3 separate regions of the Homo sapiens genome follow, and all the other regions are linked to region 1. Evidence: chromatin loops called from intact Hi-C (ENCODE). Cell type or tissue: endothelial cell of umbilical vein. All regions are shown on one strand. Region 1 has its middle 24 kb from the start of CCDC68. Region 2 has its middle 34 kb from the start of C18orf54. Region 3 has its middle 33 kb from the start of DYNAP.

Region 1 (8,000 bases):
GGAAAAATCGTGCCTATAGACTTGCTCGACACAGGGTTGCCACAAGCTTCAATTTGTACAAAACACAGTAACTACGAGATACAATAAAGCAAAGCACAAGAAAACGAGGCACACCTGCACTTATATCAAGCCACTTTCCTTGAAAATGAAGGCTATAGGATTTAAGAAAGCAATCCTAAGGAAATGTTATTCTCTATGGCACTTAATGATTTTAGAAGTATATTAAACAATTTCTTAAAGGGTCTTTTCCAACTTTGTGTTTGGTAAACTTTTGTGTGATGGAAAAACGTGTCCAAAGCGAAGATTCAATGGACTCACACATTTCAATCATTTACCTTACATTGGATGGCCAACAGGCTCTCTGTAAGTGGTGTGTTATTTTTGTCAATGGGGTTTCCATTCAGATGGTTTCCCGGGAGCAATGACACAGGAGTGGGGAGGGTAAAGGCAGGGCTAAGGGTTCAGGAAAAGGAAAAATCACACAGTACAGCTAGCCTGGGAACTAGTCCATCTGTGGTCAAAGAACAGCCAGGGGCTCCTACCAGGTGACTAATCTATGGTCAGCCCATGTCTTCAAGTTTAGGGTCAGGCTATTGTTTCAAGCAGCATTGTTGAATAAGGCAGCCAGGATCCACCTGGGACAGGTGAGCTGCTCTAACCCTCAGAAAGGCTGACTTGGATTTTGCCACATGGCAGCAGCCATTTTCCAAGAGAACAATCCCCAATGCAAAGCATTTTTAATTTGTTTTTATTTTTGTTTAGTGCTGTTGTTGTTGCTTTGTTTTATTTATTTTTTAAATTGGCAAGTAAAACTTGTATGTATTTATTGTGTATAATATGTTTTGAAATACTGTAGATATACATTGTGGAATGGCTAAATTGAGCTAATTACCGTATGCATTACCTCACATACTTATCTTTTTTTTTTTTTTTTTTTTTTTTTTTTTTTTTGCAGTGAGGGCACTTAAATCTACTCTCTCATCAATTTTCAAGAACACAATACTTTACTATCAACTACCATCACCATGTTGTACTATAGTTCTCTTGAACTTACTCCTCTTATCTGGCTGAAATTTTGTATCCCCTTCAAGCCTCTGCTTCTGTAACATTTACCAATGTCTCATTGGACAAAGCAAACCACATGGCCAAGCCCAGAGTCAATGCAGGGGGCGGCCACACAAAGACATGGATACCAGGAGGCATAAAACTGTCAGATTTTACCATCATAATTTACCACAGTTAGCCATGTCAGGTAATGTACTGACTAGAGAGCAGGATATAAGCAGGGGAATAGTAGGAAATACTACATGAAAAGTAAATCACCATTATATTTTGGGAGGCTTGAAACTCCATGGTGAGAAATATACATTTAATTTGTCAGGTTCATAAGGAACCACTGAATGTTTGCAGTAGAAAAGTTCAATATGTGTAGGCCAGGTTAGTTGTTTTTTGTTTGTTTGTTTGTTTTGTAGTTTTTGAGACAGGCTGTTGCTCTGTCACCCAGGCTGGAGTGCAGTGGTGTGATCTCAGCTCACTGCAACCACCACCTCCCAGGTTCAAGTGATTTTCCTGCCTCAGCCTCCCGAGTAGCTGGGACTACAGGCATGTGCCACCACGCCCAGCTAAATTTTGCATTTTCATTACAGACAGGGTTTCACCATATTGGCCAGGCTGGTCAACTCCTGACCTCAAGTGATACGCCCGCCTCAGCCTCCCAAAGTGCTGCTGGAATTACAGGCGTAAGCCACCGTGCCCAGCCTAAGCATCTTGATTTTAAATAAACACACCTAAAAGAGCATAGTCTAAAGTGTCCAGCTTCAGTTCTTTTCAAGAAAAGTGAGGACATAAACATACTTGGGAGGAAATCTAAGTACAGGACACTTCTAGATTTTCATTGATTTTTCGAATCCATTGTTTTCTTACCATTTCCTATTTGGGGAGCAAAATCTTTTTTAGCAATTTATCCTTGGGTCCTTTTCAAAGCATTCAACTTATTTTTCATAAAAACAATTATTCTTTTTTGTCCTACTTCATCAGTTCACAAGATATTCAAGTAAATTATAAAACTAAAATGTAGAGTAGAACTGGTACACATCAGTTTGGGGAAAGCATGTAATTGATGGTTAATAAACACACAACCCAGTCATGTGAGAAGAGGATCTGGGGTTCCAGAGAGTTAGCGTACTAGCTGTGGGATCCAGAGGCAGTGAGCATCACTCACAGATGTTATCAATGGCATCCATGCCATGGACACTAGAGATTAATTTCAGAGAGCCAGTTAAATGGGAATCAGATGAAGAGTTTCTTTTGTAGATTTTGTGCTAGCTTGAAGGATAGCAGGATGGTAACAAATTGGTAGTGCTGTGAAACATGTTTACTGGCTATTTGAAAGATCATTAATTAGCAATATTAAACCATATGGGGTTTTGTTTAGGTTTTTGGTTGTTGTTGTTTTACATGTACAAGTCATTTATTTAGTAAACTTAAATTCCAGTGTGTACTCTAGGTAAACTTTCTTCTTTTATTTCAAATTTCCTGTAGCCTTCTTTTCCATCATTACCACATGTGTTACAATGTTTATTTATTGTCTGTTTTCTATTAGAATCTAGGAGCAGTTGTGGGGTCAGAGACTATGCCTATTTGGATCACTATTGAATTTCTAAGGCCCACATCAGAGAGTCAATAAATATTTGTTTAATGAACAATTATATACAGTATTTTGTCCTTTCTAGGGCCAAGTTTCCAGTTATTGGCAACTATAATAGTTCTAAACCATCTGTTTACTAACAGTGTGCTTTCTGCAAAACAAACAGATAAAACCCCATTATATAACATTTACAGATATTTATGTCTTATCACAAGGTGATTTTCAATATAATTGGAAGGGTATGCTGAGACAATCCTCCTCAATAATCTGTGTTGTAATCAATATGCCTCCTTTCCTACTATGGAGCCCCCTACCACTAAGAACAACAGACATTTAAATGTTGCTTTAAAATATGACTTTGAAAATGCTAATTTTATAATAAGCCTGAGGTTAATTTCCAGGCAGTAGCTGGATCATTAATGACAGTTTTAATTAAAAAGTAAAAGCTTAACATGTGTAGTGATCAGTAATATATCATTATTTTACTATAGACAGTAAGAATTCATAAGAAATGCCTATAGACAGAACTTGTTCTGGAACTTTATTTGTTAATATCAACTATTTACCCTTTTATTTTATGCTTTTAATAAATATAAATGAACAATAAAATGTATCATGGCATTCTCAAAGACCTCTCAATCATGTACCAAAATATTTATTATATAAGATAACATAACATTTTATCATACAAATCTCTCATGTGTCTTTATAGCGGTTTTATTATCTAACTGTGCTCCACATAACAATCCCCTCTTCAGGCTGGAGTTCTTCAATCCTAATTCACATCACTGGGAACCTTTTCTTACCACCTCTCTTCCTCGTCCACAAATTCTTATATTTTTACTCCTTGCTGTCACATAACAGTTGCATCCCAAAGCCTCCTTTTATGTCAGAGTCATCCATTTATTCTTCCTTCATTCCTTATCTACATTTCTCCAAAAAAACACACTTTAAAGGAATAGCAAGGAAAGTAAAGTATATGTTCATTTTAGAGAGATTACTTTGAATTTTCTGAAAAATCCCAGCCTGGTAGAACACAAGGTTTGTGTCCCATGTGCGGTTGCTGGCATTTTTGGTTTTGGGGTCTGCATCGAGACTTTGATTTAAGAACATAAAATGCATAAGAAAAAAAAAATTTTATCCTTTCTTTCCCCAAGTCGTTAATATGATGCCAAATGACCAGGTCATGCAATGAGATTTTTTTTGAATCGTGACAAACATCTAAATCCTTCATCCTTTGTCAGGTAATCAATGTGTTAAAACATTTAAAAATCAAATAGGAGCATAAGAATAAAAAACAGAGAAATCCTCAAGTGTGATATTTAACATCATATTGTTCGTATGATACAAGGATAACCATTCAAACAATGTGAATAACAAATATGTTATTTTTAAAACAAGAGCCCACTAACTGGAGCTTTTTTTTTTTTTAGTTGAAATAATGACTGTAGCGAATCTGGTTTTGTTTATGATAAAATTGTTAAGTATCAGATAAGGTGAATGTGGTTTTTCAGGATCCCTGTTAGAAATTTAGACAGTGCGGACAGTAAATATGACAACATGTTGCCACCTAGTGGACATTTCATAAAACGTCTAGACATCCAGGTTCCTGAAACAGTGTACGTATTTAGGATCCTGGAGTAGGGCTGAGGGGATCTTCTTAGATATTGTCTGTAGGGCTGTCTTGTTTCACACGATTAGTCTTGGCTCTAGATGTATCAAAATTTTAACTGTAAACTCAAGGACTGAAATCAGAATGTAAAATGCCTAACGTTTATTGAGCATCTATTTTGTACTAAGCTGTGTGCTAAAAGCTTTAGCTGGATTATCTCATATGAGCCTCACAGCAACCCTGTTACTACATAACCACCCGCCCTTCCTGCAGATTAAGAAACCAAGGCAGGGGCCGATTAAGTGACTCACCCAAAGTCACTGGGCCCCAAGCTGTGGAACTGAGGCATGAATGGACTACCTGCCTTCGGAGCCCAGGTCCTCGTCGGAGCAGAAACCTTCCTCAGTTTATCACAGGCAAAACATTGGGACTGGACTTCACTGTATTAAATATGGCACGTTGGGGGTGGGGGGTGATATTAAGTTCTTTACTGAATGCGTATGATCCTCGGAAGTGGCTCTAGGCTTCCAAGAAAGAAAACAAGAGGGCCAGTGTGTCCTCTCTGCTAGACTGAAGACAGCAGACACTCTTGTGGGGGGGATCTGGGCAGCTCACTCCTTTACTCCTGCCTGACAAAGCATTGCCCATTTCCAGACTCGAACTTCAGTGGTCACTGTTTAAAGGATAAAACACTGTGATCTGGGAGGGCAACCCAGAAGCTGTGAATATTTGATCTAATTAACCTATTTCTGCCTGTCATTTCTGAGAAGGACCAGCACCTCTTGATGCAGTAATAGAAAGAGTTGTACTAAGAACTAGTAAATAAAAGAATTGTCCACAAAATTGGAGCTGGAATTTGCACATGGAATGAAGAAAAGAGAGATTGTACTTTCCTCCAGTGCTCCGCCACCCATATGCCCAAGCTTGAATTCGTAGTTATATTACAATGAATATTTCAGTCATTTAAAAGCTCCTTACCCTCTCCATAAGCCAACCATTCTGCCCATACAGGCTCCTAAAGATGCCAAAAGGGCATTTTTAAAAGTCTCTGGGCCCTCTGATGCTAGCACGATTCCAGGATCATGGTATTTATTCAATAAATGATTGTTGGATGACTAAAATGCAACTCGGGATATCTAAAGTTAAATCCCTAAATATACAATTTAATGGTATGCTGGGCTTCACAAGTCCATTTTTGCTTAGCATTTGAAATGATGTAGGTGATGCTTTCCAAGATTTTGTGATATTGACTGGTAATTTATATCACCAAACAAAATTCGCAATTTGGAAATAAATAACTGGGTCTATCCTGATGAGGAATAATTACACTATATATACAAAATTTTAGGTTAATAAAATGGAAATGTAATTTAAAGGAGAAATGAAAACAAACAGACGTTAAGAGTCACCAACCTTCTTGGAAATCAGAAATCTGTGAATCTCCGGATATGCTTATATTCTTTGAAAAGAAGAGTCTAGTTTTTCCACTGAATCCACAAAGCTAGATTCTAGTATTCCTTAATACAGGAAATCTCTGTTTGAATATCTAGCAGATTGCTCAACCTTAACATGTTTGAATTGGAACTCCTATTCTTTCTGCCATGTTCTCTTCCTCCCAGTTTTCCCACCTCAGGGAAGGACAACTCCCTGCTTCTAGTTCTCAGGCCCAAAGCCTTGAAGTCATTTTGACTTCTCTCATGCACCACATCCCACCCATCAGCAAATTATTTTGGCTCTTCCTTTAATGTATACCAAGAACCCACCCTTTCTCACAGCACTGTGGTTGGGCCATCCCGTGTCACCTGGATTCCTGCAGTGGCCTCCACACCATCCCACCCCCAGCAGCCCATCCTAGGAAGAGGCATGACCTTGTAGTTTTGACGTAGATACTTTTAAGAATGTGACTCAGCTATCAGAGTGTGGCGGCTTTCATGCTCAAAGCCCTCCAAGGGCTCCCATTTTTTCTCCAAGGACGAAGTACCCATAATGGCCTTCATGGCTTTAGACAGTTTTGACCCCGCTACCTCTCTGACTTTTCTTATTACTCTTCCACGCCTGTCCCCACCTTGTTCTTGGTCCACACTGGCCTGTGCATTTCTTTAGACAGGAGGCAAGATCCCATGTCAAAGCCTTTACTCAAGCAGCTTCCCTTTCTGCCTCTCTTCCTCGCACCTCCACAGAAATTTCTCACCTCTAAGCCTTTCTTTAAATGTCATCTTTAAATTGTAACTGTCCCCCAACCTCCCCTGAGGCACTCCCCATGCCCCTTACTCTAGTTATTTTTCACTTTCCAATAGCATGTGTGATCTTTCAGCATATTATATGATTTACTTAGAATGCTTATTGACCATTATCTCTCTCCTTCTACTGTAAGCTTTCAGAATAGAGGAAGTTTTTTTGTGTTTTGTTCACTGATATAGTTCTAATACCCAAAAGAGTGTCAGACACACAGTAGTCACTAAATAAATATTTTTGCATGAATGAATAGATCAGTCCAGCCATTCAAGACATTTTAATAGATACAAATGGCATCATATCTCAAATAGGAATTACACTACTTTTAATTGTGCTGATTTTCTTATTTCCCCCAAGTTACCTAAAAATATAGTGTAACTGGCATGCCCACTTTAATAAAACATGCCATGTGCGCTTCATTTTACTTCTGACTAATCATTTGAGTCTTAAAAAGAATTTCCTGGCCAGGCTCGTGGCTCACGCTTATAATCCCAGTACTTTGGGAGGCTGAGGTGAGTGGATCACGAGGTCAGGAGATCAAGACCATCCTGGCCAACATGGTGAAACCCCATTTCTACTAAAAATACAAAAAGTACCTGGATGTGGTGGTGCATGCCTATAGTCCCAGCTACTCAGGAGGCTGAGGCAGGAGAATTCCTTGAACCTGGGAGGTGGAGGTTGCAGTGAGCCGAGATTGCGCCACTGCACTCTAGTCTGGGTGACAGAGTGAGACTCCATCTCAAAAAAAAAAAAAAAAAAAAAATCAAAGGACTTGAGGCTCATAGTCTTCTTGCAGCCAGCCCATGACTTATATATACATCACCCTTTTGTGGTATGTTTGTCCTTCACAAGCATCCAACAGAGACATCCTCTCCTCTCCTGTCTCCTCAGATTTCTCTTTAAATAACTTCATTTCCTTTGAAACCTGCCCTGATCCCACAGTTTAAATTCATTTCAATTCAATAAAGAGAGTTAAGAAAGGCCTGTGTCATAAAGAGTATGATTTACTCTTATGTTGAGCCACAAAACTGATACAAACTTGTAAACTAAAGGCCTGGCTCTTAAGAATTTATGATACAGTTGGACCAGCATGCATGAGCCCACAGTAAACAGGACAAGATAGAGTGGATTTGGAGCTAAATCCAATGGTGTAGACACGGAGCGCTAGGGAGGAAAAGTACAGCGATTAAGGAGACACAGTTCCTGCCCTGAAAATTAGCCACTGCCCCAGTGGATTTTGGAATTGCAGTGCTAGTAAATCACGTTTAAGTCTAAGCTAAAAACACCATTCCTCCATGAGGCCTTGAGTTGTTTCTCCAGCCTCAGATACAACTGTGCCCTGAATTCTTAGAACACTCAGAATCTGTACCACATAATTGAACATGTAATTGTATTTTTTCTAGTAATGCTTGCTGGTTTTTTTTTTTTTTTTTTTTCAGGATGGCTAGTCTTCTACTTCAACCAGATTGCAAACCCACTAAGGCCTGGGAACATATATGTCTGCAT
Region 2 (8,000 bases), 590 kb before region 1:
GGAGGCAGGGAAGTCCAAGCTGCTGGCAGATGTTTGGCTGTCTGGTGATGGCTGCTCTCTGCTTCTAAAATGGCGTCTTAATGCTGCATTCTTTGGAGGGGGGGAACTTTGTGTCATTACATGATGGAAGGGACAGAAAGCAAAAGGGATCCACCAGCTTCCTTCACCAAGCTCTTTTAGAATGACATTGATTCTGCTCATGACTTAAATACCTCCCAAAAGTCTCTGTCTTCCAATACTGTTGCATTGGGAATTAAGTTTCCAACACATGAATTTAGGGAACACATGCAGACCACATGTGGTTTTGCATTGTGTTGCTTTTTCAAGCCTGGCTCAATGGTCACTATCAGTTTGGGTCTAATCTAGAAGCAAACCAAATAGTGATTTTAAACAAGGGAAGTTTAATAAAAAAGTTTTAAACTAGTTGAGGGAGAGTACCCAAGAAAGGGCAGACTTGGAAGAGGGAGCCCAAAGTCTGGATTCAGACCTTGTTGAAAAAAGGGTAACTGTGGCTCGCTGGATTGCAGTGAAAGTTATGGTTTGCTCAGACCAGTGCTGGCTGGTGTTTAGTTACCAGGCAAGCAGGAAGCCACAATGGTGACTCAGTGTGTGAGAATGCAGAAAGAGTTGGGGGAGGGGCACTAGTGCTGGCAGGACATCTGGAGTGTGAGGTGTCTCTTTTGGGAGGGTCGTAGAAGGTGATCACCAGCCCGGATGAGGTCTATAAAGTCACTAAGAATAATACATTACCAGAGCGTGGCTAGGGCAGAGCTGCCCCAGATGTCTTCACACCCACGCTTCTTATTGATGGTGTAGCTGCCAGAAAGCAGCAGGAGAGACCCTCTGGGGTGAATTGGGAGCTGAGAGACCGTACATTGATAACTAGTGCAGAAGCTGATCAGGTTGTAGGAAGGTTTTGATGAGAGAGCTCATCACAATGTAAATATAAAATATCTCACTCATCCTCCTTTGCCCTCCTTGTTTTGCAACATATTGCATAGCCTGTCCAAGAAATGTGGGCATATGGGTAAGGTAGTGAAAATACCAGGTCATTTAGAAAACTGAGGAACCGTGAAAACTCTTGAGCCAATATTTTCAAAATCTAATGAATGTGATAACTTCATAAAATAGTTCATGAACTAGAAATTGGGACTACTGTTTATATTCTGGAGTTACATGAATGGCACCCTCAATATAGCAGGAGCATAGAGCATTCCTTTCATTACTTTTCATCAAGATGGTCATATAGTTTTATATGAGCAATTCTGGAAGTGGAAAATTCTCTGCAGTCGGAATGCTTTGTTTCTTAGCATATACTTGCTTCAGTTAAGTCATGATTTACATTTCTGTCTTCACATTTTACTCTTAATTTTGCCTCTTAAGACAATTTCATATACATATTTCAATCTTCCTAATTTCTGTTGAAATCAACAGAAGTAATGTTCCATCCTTTAGGCTCAATGTTTCTAAATTATTTCTTTGGTAAAAGTTTTATTTCTTCTTTACCGTTTCACCTTTCTAGATGCTTTCTAGCTTTCAATTTTTTTTTTTTAATGTGGCACCAGATGTCCAGAATTCATAGAGTAGAATGTGGGGACTCTGTTTAATAGTTTATTATAGTACTTTATTCAACTAGTATTTATTTGGCTCCTGGCACTGTTCTAGGGCTGTGTGTGTCGGGGGGTGTGGGGGGTGGTGATCACAAATAAGGCGTCGCTCTATCATGAGGAACTCAGTGGAGGAAATATGTAAGTGGAGAAATGTATACTATAACCAGGTAAGTGTTGCTTCAGAGAAATGAAGATAGAACAACTGATAAAGAAGCACAGAAGATGGATCAGCTAAGTGGCCTGGGGAAAACCAGGAAAGATTTCACTCAGGAGAGGATACTTGAGTTGATATAGAAAAACAAACAGAAGTTTGCCATCAAGGAAATTGAGTAGAAGGGTGTGTGTTTTTGTTGTTGTTGTTGTTGTTTTTTGAGACAGAGTTTCACTCTTGTTACCCAGGCTGGAGTGCAATGGCGTGATCTTGGCTCACTGCAGCCTCTGCCTCCCGGGTTCAAGCGATTCTCATGCCTCATCCTCCTGAGTAGCTGGGATTACAGGCGCCTGCTGCCACGCCCAGCTAATTTTTGTATTTTTAGTAGAGACAGGTTCTCGCCATGTTGGCCAGGCTGGTCTTGAACTCCTGATCTCGGGTGATCCACCCGCCTCGGCCTCCCAAAGTGTTGGGATTTCAGGCATCAGCCACTGGGCCCAGCCTGAAGGGTGTTTTTTCTAGCCAGGAGATAATATGTGTGCAAAGATTGAGTGGTGAAAAGCCTGCTACAGAATTTGTTGAATCAGAATAGTGTGTGCTGTAAAAGAAGTCTGGGCTTCAGAATCAGCAGATTTATGATTCCACTATTTTATTAGCTCTTTACTGTGGACAAGTGTCCTGACCTTGCCTGAGCCTTTTTTGTTTTCCCTCTCTTTTTTGATATCTACTTTGCAGTTTTGTTTTGAGGATTAAATGAGAAAACGTATGCCTGGCACATATGAGCTCAGAAAATACAAATTGCCAAAGGGCTAATACATTTAGTTGAGGGAGACACTAGGAATAAGACATAAAGCTGCTTTTGCCTCTAAGGCAATAAAATGCCCTCTCCATTCTATTCTCCACACTACAGCAAGAACAATCTTTTGCAAACATGTCATGTGATGTTTATCTCTTCTTAAAATTTCCCCTGCCTTCCTTTCAGAGTAAAACGGAAATTCCTACCGTAGTCTAGAAAGTTCTATGGTATGCCAATATCTCTCAGTCCCCTCACCTTACAAAACCAGTGCATTTTCTACCACTCCATTTGCTATATAATTCAGCCATATTGGTCTTGCTCTTCTCAATTACTATGAACATGAGTGTCTGCTTTCAGAGCTTTGCACTGTTTCCTCCACCTGGATAGTCTTTCCTCAAATATTCCGTGATTCACTTCCTTACTTCAGGTGTATGCTCAAACGTCATTTACCAGAGGCCAACCCTGGCCACCACCATTGCTTACGCCATTACTCTTTGCCCCTTTCCTCCTTTGTTTTTCTTTAATTAATATTGAGGTTGGGGCCTTTGTTTGATTCACTGCTGTATCCCTAACAATTAGAAGAGCACTTAGCAGTTATGTAAAATGCTCCAAAAATACTTGTTCTCTGAATGAATGAGGCTGAGAAAGTGGCTTGGGGGCCCATCTGAGGTACTTGATATACTCAGCCAAGAATTTTAGATTTATTCTGTGGGCAGAAGGAAGGGGATTAGCATTTTTGATGCAGCCTAAAATGAATATTAATTTTTTGTTAGTCCCTATATTGATTTGTGCTTGCAGTAAGTGGAACTTTTTTTCAGATACTAAAGCCATTTTTTTTTTTCTTCTTTTTAGTAGCCAGTCCTTAAAACCTGATGCCACGGCAACAATATACTATGTTAATTTCATTAGATAGTAATGAAAGGTAGAATGAAGGCTTATTGTTTTTGTTCAGAGATAGAGCTACTCTTCGTGAGGTTTTTGTGATGTTTTAGTGTAAAACAAGTTCCCAGAATATAGTATTTTAATAATGTTAAGAGGGCTATTAATTTATTTTAGGTTGCAGTAGTAGATATTTAATTAATTGAACAATTTTTTGGGTGTGGGAGACACAAGTAAAAGAAAACAGAAATGAACACAAAGAAGTTTCTTTTGGCAGGTGGTCCAGAAGCACTGGTGACAGTGAGGAATAATATTGTTCATGACCTGGCTCATGATGGTGCCTCTAACAATTAAAAAGTCAATGCCTCTTTAAATCACAAGTATTCAATAATTTTTTAAAGAGAAACCTGGGGAAACATAAAATTTTATTCAGAAACAGATTTGCTCATTCCAAGCCAAAGCAGAATAGTTAGATATTCTATTACAAATGAGCAAAGCAACATCAATCATACCTTAATAAAATGGTTTTAAAAAAGATGGGGGAGGAAAAAATGAGCAAAGAGTAGCAGATATTTAAAAAATATAGTTCTTGTTCTCTTTCTCTCTTTCTCTGTCTCTGTCTCTCTGTGTGTGCACGTACATAGTTTTATGAGGCAGATTTCTTAGGAGGGTTTAAAATTTAATTGTAATCTTTTTCTTCTCTTATTAGCTGGAGTACGTTAGGCAAATTAAACCTCTGATCTTCAATTTCTTAAGGGGAGCTATGGTATCTATCTCATACGGTTGTGAAGATTAAGTGAGGTAATGCTTGTAAAGTGCTTACTTAGCACAGTTCCCGGAATATAATAAGTGATTTGTGTTAGTTGTTGCTGGTAAAAAGAATTATGCCAGTTCATGGTGTCAGAATTTCAGCCAGTAATGACTGCCTGTAGAAACAGAAGCGTTATTAATAGTAAGAGCTGTTATGCTTTTTTATTCCACTAGAGGGCACCTTTCTCCTTCTGGAAACCTGATGTAGACATAAAGCATTATGACTCTGGCCCCAACTCACTTCACTTCCCTTTAGCATCCTCAGCCCCAGGATTCCTGTTAGACCACTAATAACTTCACATTATGCCAGGTCTCTCCCTGGTCATCCTCCCAACACTCACATAATGGAAGGATGTTTTAGCCTTGGCATATGCTTTTTGCTAGTCTAAAGGGCGGTCCTTAAGAATGTAAAAAATGTAATAATAATTGGCTTTGGGTGTTCAGCAAGACATAAACTTGATATAGTGAGCTAGGAACAGGGATTCAAAGGAAATATCCTTATTACTTCTTACCCTGAGGCGTCCTTCTCATATGCATGATTAAATCAAGTCTACCTAGTGGACTAAACCTGTGGTGGTAGCCTCCCCAACATCTCTCCTATTTTAAGTCAGGGAAAAAAAAAAACAGAAAATGTGGGATGCGGAAAGAGGCAGGCGGGGAGCGGGGGGTGGGGGGGAAGGATAAGATACAAACTTTGAGAACATCGCTATTTATAAATGACAAATCTTGAACTGTACCTGGGAGATGAAGTCCCTGCTCTAGTTTCTGGAAAGCCGCATTCTCTATGACCCGTGATCTTAGGTTTAAATGAAAAAGTGCAAACATGGCACCAACTGTGTACTGGAGTTCCCTGGCTATTGGAAGTTCTCACTTGTTAAGAATGAGCCAAATCCTTCCACAGGCCTCCTTATCTGGGAGACGCAAGTAAATCAAGGATCTGGTTCAATAGTTTGAACAGCATCTTCTCAGGACCACACATCTCACCTTGCATAAAAAGAGGGCAAGTTAGGAATGATTTTGATGTTGACAGATTTGTAATAAAGGTCAAAACTGAGACATGACTAGAGGTTTTCCAAAAGGTAATTAAAAATGGTCAATCAGTGGTTCTTCTGGAACTAGATTATTAGCAATCTAGTAGAAATAATCATCCTTTTAATAAAGCAGGATCTACCCTGCCTGGAAGAGGAGGCTGTCAGTGCTGATTAACTCATTCTGATCATGCACCTTTCTAGATCATCGTAGGTCCTGAACCAGGAAGTGGGGAGAAGTAAGATCAAATCAGGGGTAGGTAAACTACAGTCTGACTCTAGCCTACTACCAGTTTTTGTATGGCCTGCCAGCTAAGAATGTTTTCTACATTTTGAAATAGTTGGATAAAAATTAAAAGATGTGTCATATTTTATGACAAAAGAAATTTAAACTTTAGTGTTCATAAACTTTTATTGGAACATAATCACAGTTAATCATTTATGTATTTTCTTTTCTTTTAGACAAGGTCTTGCTCTGTGCCCAGGCTGGAGTGTGATGGTACAATCACAGCTCACTGCAGCCTTGAACTCCAGGCTCACAGGATCCTCCCATATTAACCTCCTGAGTAGAGGGGACAACAGGCACATGCCACCATGCCTGGCTAATTTTTTATTTTTTGTAAAGATGGGATTTTTTCCATGTTGCCAGGATGATGTTGAATTCCTGGGCTCAAGCTATCATCCCTCCTTGGCTCCCAGTGTTGGGATTACAGGTGTGAGTGCCTGCCCAATTTCTCTCTTTCCTTTCTTTCCTTTCTTTTTCCTTCCTTCCTTCCTTTCCTTCCTTTCTTTGCTTCTTTTCTTCTTCCTTCCTCCCTCCCTTCCTCCCTCCCTCCCTCCCTCCCTTCCTCCCTCCCTTCCTACCTTCCTCCCTTCTTCCCTCTCTCCCTCCCTCCCTTTCACCCCTCCCTCCCTTCCTTCCTTTCTTTGTTTCTGACACAGTTTCGCTCTGTCACCCAGGCTGGAGTGCAGTGGCGCGATCTCTGCTCACTGCAACCTCTGCCTCCCAGGTTCAAGCGGTTTTCTTGCCTCAGCCTCCCGAATAGTTCAGATTACAGGTGCACACCACCACACCTGGCTAATTTGTGTATTTTTAGTAGAGACGGGGTTTTGCCATGTTGGCCAGGCTGGTCTTGAACTCCTGACCTCACCTGCCTCGGCCTCCCAAAGTGCTGGGATTACAGGCCACCTTTTGCACTACATTGGCAATACTGACTAGTTGCAACAGAGGCCATATATGGTATTTTCATCACTGCACTGCTGTTCCATGCACTACGAATTAAAGTGATGTGGTTATTACTTGTCAGCGTTTTGAGTTCTGCACATATAACTGTACCGTAGTGTTTCCAGAACCAAGCCGGCTCTGGCTGCATTTTCTCGAGGTCCAATAATGAGAAGCAGACAAACTAGGACAGAAGGGAATTGATTGTTGTAACTGGATACAGGGAGAAGGTCAGAGATAATTCCATCAGACCAACTCAAAGTGTTATAATTTTCTTGGTGCTTATATAGGTTGGGGTTATGTGCCTACGTGCAGTATAGCATTCGCCTAAGCCTATTGGTAACTAATTTTGTTTCAACTAGAAGGTCAGAGGCAAAAAATGCTTGCTAAGTCTGATTAAAAGGGCCCCAGTACCACCAGTACCTTCAGGCCTGTCTACTGTGGAACCGGAGTGATTATTTCTATCTTATCTCCTTTATAGCTTGGTCTGGAGAGCTGCCTTGCGCTCTCCAGTGAATCTATTCAAACAGCTGCCTCTGTTACCTTGACTCTCAGACAGATCCCGGCACTAAGAATTTAAGATTGTCTCTATTATTTTGACTTGCTCCAGGTTAGGGAGAAGCCCATGCAAGGCTCCTACTGACAATATGTTTCATTTCTAGCTTTGATGTCTGGGCACTGGTTTCCCTAGATTTAACTATTTGCTCAATGTTAAGGCAGTGCTGTGGAAATTTGTCTGTGTAACTGAAGTACTGTGTAGACCTGTCTGTGTGATTGTCGGGGGAATTGGCCTGCCACAATAGGATTTTATTTATTTGTTACTGCCAGTGCATACCCATCATGTCAAACAAGATGGGGAAAATGAACTTCAAATATCATACTTTTAGGCATGGTGGAGTGTAGTTTATTTTGTTATTAAATTAGGTGGCAAATCATTGTGTTTGTTATGCACTGACATTACAGCTGTGCTAAAAGAATACAAATATACATTACCATGACTAGGCTGAAGATCTATCACAGTATTTCCAACTCACAGGAAAGCAACAGTGAGATAAACTAGAACATTTAATAGCATCACTGTAGAATTTCTTTACAAAAATAATAAATGGAAATGAGGCCACTAAGTTTTGAGTGGCTCATTTGTGGGTCAAGTAAGGAAATCTGTTTATCAATGTTAGGTTATTTAAACTGAGTTCGACTGCAGCAACTGAAGGAATGTGTGCAGAGAAAATACACGTGTTTAAGACTATTAGCCCTTTGGGGAGAATAGTTGTTCAAAGAGTTGAAGACATTGAAAGCGACATCAATAGTCAAATAAAAAGCAGAGAAAAATTCATTTCAATGGTTTTGCTTGTCTCTTGATGAGTCAGTGATGTTACTGATACTGCTCAGTTGTTTTTTATTTAAGGAGTCAATCCCAAGTTTGAAGTGTCTAAAGAATTAATCTCTATTAATAGCCTGCAAGTTACAAGCACAGGAGGAGTATTTTTAAAGAAGTTGAGAA
Region 3 (8,000 bases), 420 kb before region 1:
CCAATTCAGCTACTTACCCAGGAATGGGGCCCAGGTTCAAGACTGCTATCTACCATCCTAGCAGCAGGGGGGAAAAAAACCCTCAAATTCACCTTCCCTATTGGAAGTGAGCTGAAACTCCAGAAAGCAGTTGCCTCCTCTCTATTGCCATGGAAGCAGGAACAAGCGCCTTCCTTGTTGGAAGTGAGTAAAACTCCAGAAAAGGAGCTGTACAGCTAAATAAACTTTAAATCTCAACCAGATTTTGGGAGATTGGGGATTCTATGGAGAAGGGAGCTCCCAGGCTCCAGAAAATTGTCCTGTTGTTTTGAGCAATAAAGATAGCTCAAGCTGGTGCCAGGCACTGACAGGAAATTTGTCAAAGGTCAGGAGCACCTCTGCTCAGAATCCCTTTGAGGTTGCCAATTTGTAAACCAAAAGTATCTGAGACAGGTCTCAATCAGTTTAGAAAGTTTATTTTGCCAAGATTAAGGATGAGCTTGTGACACAGCCTCAGGAGGTCGTGATGACATGTGCCCAAGGTGATGAGGGTAGAGCTTGGTTTTATACATTTTAGAGAGACATGAGACATCCATAAACATATGTAAGATGTATATTGGTTTGGTCCAGAAGGGCTGGACAACTCAAAGCAGGGGCTTCCAGATCACAGGTAGATTGAAGGATTTTCTGATTGGCAATTTGTTGAAAGAATTATTATGAATAACAAGGTCTGGGGCCTGTAAATCCCAGCTACTCAAGAGGCTGAGGCAGAAGAATCCTTGCACCCAGGAGCAGAGGTGGCAGTGAGCCAAGATCGCACCACTGCACTCCGGCCTGGGCAACAGAGCAAGACACTGTCTCAAAAGAAAAATAAAGAAAGGAATGCATGGGTTGTGATAAGGGATTGTGGAGACCAAGAATTTATCATGTAGATAAAGCCTCCAGATAGTAGGCTTCAGAGAGTAAATGTTTCTTATGACTTAAAGAGTCTCTTCTCAGTCATTCCAAAAGGAAGGAGGTTATAATGAGGCATGTCTAGCTGCTCCCCTTCCCATCATGGCCTGAACTAGTTTTTCAGATTAACTCTGGGATGCCTTTGCCAGGAGGAGAGGTCTATTCAGATGGTTGGGCAGCTTAAAATTTTATTTTTGGTTTGCAAAGCCATCCATTGAATTCTTAATATTATTTTATTTTCAGTTTTATAATTTAAATTTTTAAAATAGTTTTATGTTTCTGCCAAATTCACCTCCTTATCTTTAATTTCCTGAACATGTTAATCATAAAGATTTTCAAGTCATATCTGAAATTCCAGTACCTTTATTCCTGTGTGTCTGTTTTTTTGTATATTTTCTTTCTCTTGTTTTTCATACAAATGTTATTTTCTTACATGCATAGTAATTTTTGCCCAATATTTTTTCATGAAAAATTTATAGAAATAATTTGAGAATCTTAGAAGGATTCTCTTTCTCCAGAAATGATCTACATCCACTTCTGGCAGGCAGCTGGGTTGGAGGTGGATCACCTTAATTCAATGAGGTGTGGAAATGACTCAAACTTGAGGTTTCCTGCTTGTGAGGGTCAGTTTGTTTCCAATTCATCTCTACCCTAGTCAGAGACAGTTCTTTGGATCCCAAATAAATACCTGTAATGTTTATCAAGACCCCTCCTTTTGCATGCAGAATTTAGAATAGAAGCTCTATGAGGGCAGGAATCTTTGCAATTTTATTCGTTGCTCAAAATTCTGGTCAGGACCTGGAAGATATAGGCATCCAATAAATATTTCTTGAATTAATAAATTGATAAACGAACAAGATATAAATTACAGTAACCAGGGGATATCAATTCCTATAACAAACTGATGAAATTAAAAATCTGACAATACCTAATTTTTAGCAAGTAGGTATAAAACTGAGACCATTCCTACAAGAATGTACACAGGTAGTTTTAGAGCTTGATTTGGCAAAACGTGGCAATTGAAGATGCACATACACTTGAATCTAGCAAATCCATTCTTAGATATATAGTTTAGAAACATTTACATTCTGTTCAATGTAAAATTCTTTCTGTCTGTTCTTATATTTGAAATATTTCTTTATTTTTTAAGACAGCATGGTTGGGACATAGTAAGTATATAAATGAGTGAACAATGAAGCTTGACAGGAGAGCAGGGGTTACCCCCCTCTTAAGGTCTTACAGGTCATTCTAAGTTTTAGTGATTTCCCCTCTGAAAAGGAAATGCCATTGAGGTGTTCTGAGCAGGATAGTGGCATATTTGCTTTCATTTTAGATCAACAGTGTGGATGCTGTGTGGAAAAGGGTTTGGGGGATTGTAGAAGTGGAAATAGGGAAGACAGTTGGGAGAGTTTGCAATGGATTTGGTAGGAAGGGAGGGTGGGTTGGGTGAAAAGACTCAACATAGTGCCTAACATGCAGTGAGTGATCAATACCATGAATATTACTCTTATTGCTCAGACAATCCAGGGATATACAGTCATTTGTCCTTTACTGAGAATGGAACCCCAACCCTCAATATTTTATTCACATACAATGACCATGCTGTTTTCTTGAAGTTATGTCTTATCTCTTCTAGATTTAAAATCAAAGTTCTCATCATCTGCTTTCTCACTTTGTACATTGATACCATTTCTCTACATTTTCACAACAGCCTTTCTGTATACCTGGCCCTATCTTTATAATTTCCTTCAATCTTATAGCTCCTCTGCATTGTCTTAGCTGCTCTCGCCTTCTCTAGTGCCCTTCTTCCTCACCTTTTCTAACCTGTGTACATCAGGACCTTTAAGATCTGATTCTCTTCTCCATGCTGTGACCAGCTTCTTTGCTCAGAGATTATTTTCTTTGCTTTCTTACACGTTGAAAATCATCACTCCAAATATGTTTATTTCCAGCTCCATCCCTTGGGCCCTGCCTGAGCCTCTCTCAGGTCCTCATGGCTGAATCCACCAAACCCCCTCACCTGTAACCTCTCTCTTGCCCCAGCGTCTGTCCTAGTCCCAGGCAGAACTGGGTCAAAGAAAATAATTATATTAGTGCTACTGCCCCTTATCTTCTGCTGTTGGGCAGGGGTGCTTCATACTCATCTTCTGCCACCTTCAACTCAGATTAGGTGGCAAATCCCATACTCTGACCACTGTGACAGCACAGTCCTACCCTGACATTCTGCTCAAAACTTTCCTTGCTGTGGCCCTGAGTGGGGGCTGAATGTCCCAATGCTGATTCCTGATTCCTGCAGTCCCACTGTGATTGTAGGGTTAGAGCTGTCCCCAGCTCCCACAGGACCTCAGATTGGACAACTCCATCATGGCCCTGCAGCTTTTAATCCCTTTTCTGTGAGCTAGTTTGCAGCGTCTGATAATTAGAGGATCCCTTTTGTATTGCTGATGAATATCTGGTTGATTCCCACTCATTTCCCAAGAGTGCTTACAGCCATACTTTGTTCTTTTCAGGCCTCACCCCTGGAGACTAGGTCTTTTCCATAAACTTTACCTCCAAATGCTAAAGACCTGCTGACTCCTACAGACCTTAACTAAGACTGCAAGACCTGCAGAGCTCTTGATAGATTCATGATTCTTGTACTCGGTGAGAGGATGGGCTTCTCCAATGGGGATGCCTTAGTGCTGATCATCTGTTTAAATCTGGGTTGGAGATTGGAGTGTTTGCATGGATAGGAAGCCTGGCATCTTCAATTAGATTTGCTAAGCCATTGCTACTACTTACAGCCTGGATGCCTGCAACTCCTGCCCCATGGATGTTCTATTTCCAGCCCTCAACACTACCTCTGTTTTGCTGCCCTGTCTTGTGTTAATAACATCTAGGCATCCCTGATGCATTTGAAGATAAGTCACCAGTATCTTTATTTTTTTTTCAGTGTTTTTGTTTGGTCCCTTTGAATGATTCACTTCTAAATGTCTTTCATTTCTAATTCACTTTTCCCATCTCCCCTCAATATACTTTTCAAATATCAACTTTATGGAGATATAATTCACATATCATAAAATTTGCCATTTTACAATGTATACTTTTTCTTCTCCTATTATTAACAAAGGTGTACAATAATTATAGAATGACCTTAATTAAATGATTGTTGGATAAGTGAGGTAACCTCAGATTCACACACTAAACTTAGCTTGTGAGTCATTGAGTGTTTCTTTAAGAGTTGATGTCTCATCAACACATGGGGATAATAATCTTTCCTTCTTAGAGGGGTTATAAGAATTAAATTATGAACAGAGAGGTGCACCTACTTGTTAAGCACATATCTTTTTATAGTGAATTTATTCATTCTGAATGAGGGAGTAAAAGACAATATTCTATTGATAAAAACACATTTGACATTTTTAATCTAATGTAATGTGGAATTAGACAAATTACTCATATGGGTCAAAATGTATTTTTCAGCTGCTTGTTTCCATTTTGAGTGGTGCTAATTGTTATTATTACAATTGTAATAGTACTGGCAAGTGTGGAAAATGCTGCCCAGGTGTTAACACCCATTTAGGAGGCTGCAGTAACATTTTGCAACAACAGATGGTGCTATTCATTTCCTTACCTCTTCCCCATTAAAAATAACTGACTTAGGTAAAAGTCAAATTGTAATTTTTTTTTGTAAGAAGTTTTTTTTTTTTTAAAATTTGAGTAATGAGGGGGCATGTTTGTGGTGCTAAAATAAGAACTACCATTTAGAAGAATTTTTAAAATTTCAACTTTTATTTTAGATACAGGGGATACACGAGCAGGTTTGTTACACAGGAATATGGCACGATGCTGAGGTTTGGTGTATGGATCCTGTCACCCAGATAGTGGGCATAGTACCTGATAAATACTTTTTAAACCCACAGCCCCTCCCTCTACCATATAGTAGTCCATTGTTTCCATATTTATGTTCGTGTGTGCTTAATGTTAGCCCCCACTTGTAAGTGAGAAAATGCAGCATTTGGTTTTCTGTTCCTGCATTAATTTTGCTTAAGATGATGGTCTCTAGCTCCATCCATGTTGCAGCAATGGACATGATTTCATTCTTTTTATGGCAGCATAATACTCCATGGTGTATATGTACCACATTTTCTTTATCCAGTCTATCATTGATGGACACCTGGGTTGATTCCATATCTTTGCTATTGTGAATCATGCAGTGGTGAACATATGAGTGCATGTGTAGAATAATAATTTGATTTATTTTGGGTATCTCTCTACAAAACAGAACCCGGGGCAATAAGTTAAAGTTACTGAGAAGACTTTGACTCAACATAGAGAAGAATGATCTAGTAGTGTAGGTCAACTCAAGAGAAAATGTTGTACTCTAGAAAATGAATGAGCTCCTGGTCATTGTAAGTTGACATAGAGTCTGGAAGATAGAGTTCACTTTTGTTCATTGGAGTTTGATCATATTTCTAGGTCCTTGTATCTAAAATATAATTGCATACATTTTTTAAAAGCAGACTATTATCCATAATATAATACAACTACTTTGAGAGGCTGAGGCAGGCAGATCGCTTGAGCTCAGGAGTTTGAGACCAGCCTGGGCAACATGGCAAAACGCTGTCTTTACAAAAAATACAAAAAACTAGCTGAGCATGGTGGTATGTGCCTGTAGTCCCAGCTACTCAGGAGGCTGAGGTGGGAGGACTGCTTGAATCCAGGAGGTTGAGGCTGCAGTGAGTGTGATCATGCCAACTGTACTTCAGCCTGAGTGATAGAGTAAGACCCTGCCTTAAAAAAGAATACAACTACTGTTACTTAAAAGAACTTTTACATTTGTAATCAAAAGTCAATTATTATATGTATTACCAACTGCATTAAGACTAGAATGTAAGCTCCAATAACACAAGTACTTAATCTGTTTTATTTATTGCTTTGTAGATCATTATTTCTCAGAAAAACCTGACTTGTATTACATTTTCAATAAACATTTTCTGAATGAATGAAGAAAAGACACTATCATTAAAAATGCATTTGGCATTTTTAATCAATCATTCAAAACATTTTTCAGCTGCTTGTTTCCATTTTGAGTAGTATTAATTATTATTATTACAAGATACTATCTAATTTATTTTTCATTAATTTTAATCTGTTGAAAGGACATTCTGTCACTGGTATTAGAAGTTGAGTAAAATAAAGAACCACTCTTATTCTTTATGATAATTACATAAGAGAATGTATAAAATTTTCTTTTTTTTAACTTCTACATTTAGTGATTTTATGCAAAGCACTCACTGAATTAATACCCATCTGAGAAGGTTTTTGAAATTTTTTTGCACCTCTGTGTATTTTTATGACTTTTCATACATTAAATTAATTGAATAATACTGGAAATATAGTTATCACTAATTGCACTATATTTTAAAACCTCTTGTCTGGCTTGTTAGTTACTATGCCAATCAAACAGTTAAAAAGGGAACTAAGATAATCTCTTTGCCTGAATATTGTCAAAAATCAGAGAACTGGAGCTGTCACATTGGTCTCAGCCAATGAATGAACTAAGTTGCTTTAATTATCATCAGACCATAATGAAATTTCAGCCAAGGGGTTTGTGTGTGTGTGTGTTAGTCAAAATAGAAAACAAATTGACATAGCATTAATAGATGAACCTAAAAGAGACCACCAAGTTTCTTTGGCTAAAGAATGGCCAAATATCAAAGCACTTTCACTACTTTACTAATAAGTGTTTCCAAATTCTTTTGGCAAAAAAAAAAAAAAAAAAAAAAAAGAAAGAAAAACCAGAGTGGAAGTATGTGACTGTGAAGGCGGTGGGATATGCAACTGCAAGTGGCATCATTTTCACAATCTAAGGTGCAAAAAAATCTAAGGTGCACTTTTGCCTCTGGTATTGGGAAAAGTGACAATCCTGGATTTACCCATACATTCTTTGCACATCATATTAATCTGGGTATTCTATTCTGAATAATATACTAATACCTGCATAAGAAATATTCTTTGACAATGTAGAGATCAGATGAATTTCGCAGTAACATATTTTCTTTGGTACTTCGTAATTGAGTTTTGCGACTGTGTAATCAATTAGGCATTTTGAAAGTGGAATGTGCCAGTTATTGTACAAGCATCAGAAATAATTTATTCATCTGTAGGCTATCAAAATAAGGTGTAAATACAAAAGAATGCTTGCAAAATTTTATCTATGCTGTGGTTATTGTGCCCCAGGGCCAAATTAAGATAGTATCTCCTCCCTGCTGTAATATGTTAGTGTACTACTAAAGATGTAATTCAGCTGTTATAAAAGTCTACAGTGCTGCAGTAATTCTTCTTTATGAAGGTTTTAGAGGTTCAAGCTTTTTTCACTTTGCTACTCTGTGATTCATAGGATGTTGCCTTGATCTCTTTAGTTGACTTACACTATTAGATTATTCTTCTCTATGTTGAGTCAAAGTCAACCCATAAAGAGTAAGTAAGCTGATTATCATACAATGCATTAACCATCCTCTTTCAGGAGTGACACATCATAAAGGATGGCGTCCTTCCTTCCCAGCCCTCTCCTGCTCTGATTATAGCCTCTGTCCTCTGTTTGGCTGAGCTCAAATTTCTTCATCTTTCTTAATCCTGTCACACTCATAACAGTGCCTTATTATTTTTTATAGATGAACAATCTGATTTATTATACACAGAGACATATCACTTCTTTATTCCCTATAATAGAGCATGAAGGCCTTGAGGCGAGATAGAGACCACACAACGCATGGTGATCAATTGCAAAATACTTGATCTTTCTTAACTTTGTCTTGAGCTTGGACTCTGGTATTCTGTCAGAGCATTGAGTTACTACTAATACAGAACGTGTCTTTGCATGGGGGGTTTTAAATGGTGGTTTTAGTTGCAGGCACTCCAGGATTAGCAGGAGAAAATTGGATGATAGAACTTTCTGAACAGTTATTGTGGAAAGTCTCCACACCACTTTTGGTCTCAGTAATTTTATTTCTAAAATAACTGGCAAGGTTGCTTTTGGTAAGCAATTTGTTTTCTTTTAGCTCTGATCATCTATGACCCCTTGT

The links. Peaks named below come from ENCODE experiments on the same cell type or tissue, not always from the same donor. Only the 100,000 strongest peaks of a DNase experiment are listed, where the experiment ranks them.
Region 2: a loop joins it to region 1, with 16 times the contacts of the local background. A loop is called at or near these places in 16 of 110 quality-filtered maps.
Region 3: a loop joins it to region 1, with 18 times the contacts of the local background. A loop is called at or near these places in 44 of 110 quality-filtered maps.

Annotation. Positions count from the first base shown.
Region 1 is chr18:54,979,050-54,987,049 of GRCh38, forward strand. No RefSeq gene overlaps it. Among named protein-coding and RNA genes, the nearest start is that of CCDC68, 24 kb to the left of the region's middle. In endothelial cell of umbilical vein, a CTCF peak has its summit at 4,265 (motif pointing left); a DNase peak (open chromatin) is centred at 4,202.
Region 2 is chr18:54,388,324-54,396,323 of GRCh38, forward strand. No RefSeq gene overlaps it. Among named protein-coding and RNA genes, the nearest start is that of C18orf54, 34 kb to the left of the region's middle. RefSeq lists an enhancer at 4,462-4,531. In endothelial cell of umbilical vein, a CTCF peak has its summit at 4,416 (motif pointing right); DNase peaks (open chromatin) are centred at 618 and 4,408; H3K27ac peaks cover 1,107 bases.
Region 3 is chr18:54,554,666-54,562,665 of GRCh38, forward strand. No RefSeq gene overlaps it. Among named protein-coding and RNA genes, the nearest start is that of DYNAP, 33 kb to the right of the region's middle. In endothelial cell of umbilical vein, a CTCF peak has its summit at 4,508; no DNase peak of the experiment used is centred here.